Regions from separate parts of the Homo sapiens genome. Here region 2 is linked to region 1. A link is an interaction called in ENCODE POLR2A ChIA-PET data of the cell type or tissue named here. Cell type or tissue: B cell. All regions are shown on one strand. Each heading gives the region's core, and the rest is flanking DNA. Links, peaks and the distances in the headings are about the cores only.

What was found. ChIA-PET counts read pairs that join two places held together with the same protein. Peaks named below come from ENCODE experiments on the same cell type or tissue, not always from the same donor. Only the 100,000 strongest peaks of a DNase experiment are listed, where the experiment ranks them.
Region 2: POLR2A ChIA-PET joins it to region 1 with 6 read pairs; 5 of 35 experiments call an interaction of 5 or more read pairs at or near these places.

Annotation. Positions count from the first base shown.
Region 1 is chr3:195,407,233-195,410,146 of GRCh38, reverse strand. All of the region lies in intron 1 of ACAP2 (ArfGAP with coiled-coil, ankyrin repeat and PH domains 2), which reads left to right. Among named protein-coding and RNA genes, the nearest start is that of ACAP2, 34 kb to the left of the region's middle. In B cell, for the core only: no CTCF peak of the experiment used is centred there; no DNase peak of the experiment used is centred there; H3K27ac peaks cover 449 bases.
Region 2 is chr3:195,531,770-195,534,683 of GRCh38, reverse strand. The region is part of intron 1 of PPP1R2 (protein phosphatase 1 regulatory inhibitor subunit 2); the gene reads left to right. Among named protein-coding and RNA genes, the nearest start is that of PPP1R2, 10 kb to the left of the region's middle. In B cell, for the core only: no CTCF peak of the experiment used is centred there; no DNase peak of the experiment used is centred there; H3K27ac peaks cover 167 bases.

The DNA of each region.
Region 1 (2,914 bases), core at 134-2,633:
TTGACAAAAATCATTTGAATATATATATGAGGGTTAATTCTGGACTGTGTTCTATTCTGGAGGTCTATATGGCTGTCTTTATGACAGTATTCGTCTGTTTGATTACTGTGGCTTTGTGGTAAGTTTTGAAATCAGAAAGTGTGAATCCTCCAGTTTTGCTTTTCTTTTTCAGGATTGTTTTGGCTATCCATTGTCCCTTGAGATTTCATATGAATTTTAGGATAGGTTTTTCTATTTCTGTTTTTTTTTTTTTTTTTTTTTTTTTTTGAGATGGAGTCTCACTCACTCTGTTACCCAGGCTGGAGTGCAGTGGCGCAATCTTGGTTCACTGCAACATCTGCCTCCCAGGTTCAAGCAATTCTCTTGCCTCAGCCTCCCGAGTAGCTGGGATTATAGGTGCCTGCCACCACACCCAGCTAATTTTTGTATTTTTTGTAAAGATGGGGTTTCACCATGTTGGCCAGGCTGGTCTTGAACTCCTGACCTCAAGTGATCCTCCCACCTCAGCCTCCCAGGGTGCTGAGATTACAGGCGTGAGCCACTGTGCCCAGCCAGGTTTTTCTATTTCTACAAAAAACATCATTGTGATTTTGACAAGAATTGCATTAAATCTGTAGAAGGCTTTGGGTAATTGACATCTTAACAATATTAAGTCTTCCAATTCATTAACATGGGATATGTTTCCATTTGTTTATTTCTTTTGTACTTTTTTTTTTCCCCCAGGAATGCCTTATAGTTTCTATTGTACAAGCCTTTCAACTTACTGGTTAAGTGATTTTCTAAGTGTTTTGACTATTTTGATGCTATTATAAATGGCATTGTTTTCTTAATTTCCTTTTCAGATTGTACATTCTTAATGTGTATAGAAATGCAACTGATTTTTGTATGTTGACTATATCCTGCTACTTTGAGGAATTCATTTATTCTAACAGGTTCCTTTGTGGAATCTTTAGGGTTTTCTACATACAAAATAAGGTCATATTGTCTGTAAACAGAAATACTTTTACTTCTTCCTTTTCAATTTGATTCCTTTTTTTTTTTTCTTTTTCTTGCCTAGCGACTCTGACTGGGACTTCCAGTGCTATGTTGAATAGAAGTGTTGAAAGCAGCATCCTTGCCTTGTTTCTAATCCTACAGGGAAGCTTTCAGTAGAGTATGATGTTCACTGTGGTTTTTTGGTATATGGCTTTTATTATGTTGAAGTAGTTTCCTTTTATTCCTTTTTGTTAAGTGTTTTTATCATGAAAAAAAGAATTTTGTCAGTATGATTTTTATGCATCAATGGAGATGATCATGGATTTTTTTCCCTTCATTCTGTTGATGTGGTATAGTACATTGTTTTTTCTTCATATGTTGAATTATTCTTGCATTCCAGGAATAAATTCTACTAGGTCATGGTGTATAATCCTTTTACTATGCTGTAGAATTCAGTTTGCTAGTCTTCTGTTGAGAATTTTTGCATCAGTGTTCATAAGGGATATTGTTCCATAGTTTTCTTTTCCAGTAGTGTCTGGCTTTGGTATCAGGGTAATGCTGGCATCATAAAATGAGTTTGGAAGTTTTCTTCCTCTTCACTTTTTTGGAAAAGTCTGAGAAGGGTTGGTGTAAGTTCGTCTTTAAATGCTTGGTAGAATTTGCCAGTGAAGCCATTAGGTCTAGGACTTAATTTTTTTTTCTTTTTTTGAGACAGGATCTCACTCTGTCACCCAGGCTGGAGTCCAGTGGCATAATCTCTACTCACTGCAACTTCTGCTTTTCGGGCTCAAGTGATTTTTGTGCCTCAGCCTCCCGTGTAGCTGTGACTACAGGTGTGAGCCACCAATGCCCGGCTAATTTTTGTACCTCCTGTAGAGACAGGGTTTCGCCGTGTTGCCCAGACTGGTCTGGAACTTCTGAGCTGAAAGCAGACCGCCTGCCTTGGGCTCCCAAAGTGCTGGGATTACAGGCATGAGCCACTATGCCTGGCCTGTTTTGGAGATTTTCGATGACAGATTCAATCTTTTTACTAGTTATAAGTCTATTCAGATTTTCTCTTTCTTTATGAGAAAAGACTAAAGTCTTGATAAGTTGTGTTTCTAGGAATTTTGCATTTCACCTAGCTTGTCCGGTTTGTTGGCATATACTTGCTCATAGTACTCTCTTATAATCTTATTTCTCTGGAATTGGTAATAATGTCCCCATTTTCACTTCTGACTTTAGTAATTTGAGTCTTCTTTTTAAAAAAAATTCTGTAGAGCTAAAGGTTTGTCATTTTGTTGGTATTTCAAAGAACGAGTTTTTGGTTTCATTGACTTTTCTCTGTCGTTTTTCTACTTTCTGTTTCTTTTATATTTGCTGTAATCTTTCTTTCCACCTGCTAGCTTTGGTTTTGGTTTCATCTTCTCTTTCTGGTTCCTTAAGTCATAAAGTTAGGTTATTGATCTCTGAGATCTATCTTTCTTTTTTCTTTTGAGACGGAGTCTTACTCTGTTGCCCAGGCAGGAGTGCAGTGGCATCATCTCATCTCACTGCAATGTCTACCTTCAGGCTCCAGTGATCCAGCCTCCCAGGTAGCTGGGGCTATAGGCATGCACCACCATGCCCGGCTAATTTTTGTATTTTTTGTAGAGATTGGGTTCTGTCATGTTGCCCAGGCTTGTCTCAAACTTCTGAGCTTAAGTGATCTGCTTGCCTTGGCTCCTCAAAGTGTTGGGACTACAGGTGTGAGCCACTGTGCCCAGGACTTTCTTGTTTTTTAATGTGAGCATTTATAACTATATTTTTAATGTATTTTTTCCTTTTTTTAATTTAAAAAATAACTCAAACTTTTTTTGTGAAGATGGAGGCTTGCTGTGTTGCCCAGGCTGGTCTCAAACTCTTGGGCTCAAACAATCCTCCCACCTCAGTTTCCCAAAGTGCTGGGATTATAGACATG
Region 2 (2,914 bases), core at 189-2,688, 120 kb before region 1:
TGGCAAGGTACTTCCTTACCCTGGGGACAGAACATGGACGGAACCAGGAGGGTTCTCGTTGTCCAGACCTTCTACAACCACAAGACTGGCAGCTGGTGTTTATCTTTTCCCTTCAAGGCTCCGGGGTTAGCAGCTTTATAGTTAAGGACAGTTCTGATCATAAACCCTACTGCATTGGCACAAGACAGTAGAGTTAGCCTGTCCCTTCCTGCCTTAAATCCTGATGCTTGCTTCTCTTTTCTTATAAATAAATGTCCTTTGTGGCATTTTTTTCCCCAGAATCAGGCACTTTTATTCTCATTAAAAACCTGTACAGGCAGATCAGATGTCCTTTCTCCTTAATAATTTTTTCTTTTTCTGGACAGTCTCACTTTGCCACCCAGGCTGGATTACAGTGGCTCGATTGCAGATGGCTCACTGCAGCCTTGACCTCCTGGGCTCAGGTGATCCTCCCACTTCAGGCCACCCCCAAGTAGCTGGGACTGCAGGTGTGTGTGTGCCATCATGCCTGGCTAATTTTAAAAATTTTTTGTAGAGATAGTGTCTCACTATGGTTGCCCAAGCTGTTCTCAAACTCCTGGGCTCAAGAGATCCTCCTGCCTCAGCCTCCCAAAGTGTGGGATTACAGGTGTGAGCCATTGCACCTGGCCCTTTCTCATTAGTGATTTTCTTAATGGCCTCTGGGAACTCGTCTGCAGCCTGTTGGTTGGCAGAAGCTGCTTCTCTGTTATCTTGTAATTTTAAAGCCAAACCTCTTTCTAAAATTATCAAACCATTGTTTGCTCGCATTAAATTCTCCAACTTTAGATTCTTCACCTTCTTTTTGCTTTAAGTTATCATATAGTGACATCATTTTTTCTCAAATCATATTAGAGTCTATAGTCTTGTACAATCCTGCACTCACATAAAAGATGCATCGGCAATACAAAAGGCACTTCACAAAATATGCAAGGTTTTCATGCTGGTATCGCTACTGCAGTGACAGCTTTGTGAATTTCCTTTTATTTGATTTTATTTTTACAATGGTCTTTATGGTGGATTCATGTTTAAATGATGGGCAGCCGCAGTTGCAGAGCTCCATCTAAGGTACTCATCAAGCGTTCTACTTTTTCTTGTAATGTCACAACTTTGCTTCTTGGGAATGCTTCCAGCATCTCTAGTGGCATTTTGTATGACTCCCATGGTGTTACTCAAGGTTTACAATATTGCACTAAATAGGATAAAAAATACTCAAAAACCAAGACAGATCACTTTTTATTGCAACAGGCAATTTACTGGAGCAACAAACTACTCACACTGAAACAACTAGCATCATAGAGCTTTTTTTTTTTTTTTTCCTGAGGCAGAGTCTTACTCTGTTGCCCAGGCTGGAGTGCAGTGGCATGATCTCTGCTCACTGCAACCCCTGCCTCCCGGGTTCAAGTGATTCTTCTGCATCAGCCTCCTGAGTAGCTAGGACTACAAGCGCAAGCCACCATGCCTAATTTTTTTGTATTTTTGGTAGAGACGGGGTTTCACCATGTTGGCTAGGCTGGTCTCGAGCGCCTAACCTCAAGTGATCCACCTGCCTCAGCCTCCCAAAGTGCTGGGATTACAGACGTGCCTGGCCGCATCATAGAGCATTTTAAGCAAACTTGCAACACTTGAGGAGACTGCAGTAGCAACAAGAGATAGCTGTGAAACTGTGACATAGAATAGTATGTACTGTAGTTAATTTTATGCAGTTATGATCCAACTGCAGATCCAACACCATGTGTTGTATGTGCATGTTTTGATAAATTTTAACGTTACATTTTAACTAGGCTTGTGAATATTTTATGGTAGTAAATGATAAAGTAGACTATTCTCTATGTATAATGCACTTATGACATAACTAACTTTTAAGGTTTTTTTAAATATTTCTGGGCTATGTGGTTTATCTGAGTTTCTTCAAATTGTCACAAGCCTCCAAAAAAATTTCCAGTAGATTTGTTGAAAAAAAATCCGCATATAAGTGGACCCACACAGTTCAAACTCATAATATTCAAGGGTCAACTATAAATAGAGTCCAAGAGAAGATTTTTTTTTGGCTTCTCTATAGTAAAGGGTAACTGAAACTTGAACCTTCAGTGTCTGTCTCCCGGTTAAATTTGTTTTTTGTTTTCTGCCACAAGCTCAACTATGTGACAGGCAGAAGCCTAGGCATCTGAAGACATCGGTATTGTTAAAGCAAGCTCTGTTTACCCAGTCTAGTTCAGTCCCAGAAGAGTGTGATGAGTTCCCTTAAAAATTACACAGTCCCACTCCTGGCAGGTGACTTTTTTCAAATACTAAGGACATATTAATTTGATTATGGCCAGGTGTGGTGGCTCATACCTGTAATTCCAGTACTTTGGGAGGCTGAGGCAGGGGAATTGCTTGAGGCCAGGAGTTTGATACCAGCCTGACAACATAGCAAGACTCCACCTGTAAAAAAAAAAAAAAAAAAAGAAAAAGAAAAAGAAAAATTAGCTGGGCATGGTGGTGCGTACCTGTGGTCCCACCTAGTCAGGAGGCTGAGGCAGGAGGATCACTTGAGTCCAGGAGTTCGAGACTGCAGTGAACTATGATCATGCCACTTTACTCTAGCCTGGGGTGACAGAGACCCAGTCTCTTAAAAAAAGAGAGACATTCTGACACATGCTACAATATGAATGAACCTTGAAGACATTATGCTTAGTGAGATACGCCAGTCACAAAAGGACAAATACTTCATGATTTCGCTTCTGCGAGGTACCTAGAGTGGTCACATTTCTAGAGATAGAAGTAGAATGGTGGTTGCCAGGTCTAGGGGCTGGGGAGAGTGGGGAGTTAGTACTTAATGAGTACAGTTTCAGTTGGGGAAGATGAAAAAGTTCTGGAGATGAATGGTGGTGATGCTTGCACAATGATGTGA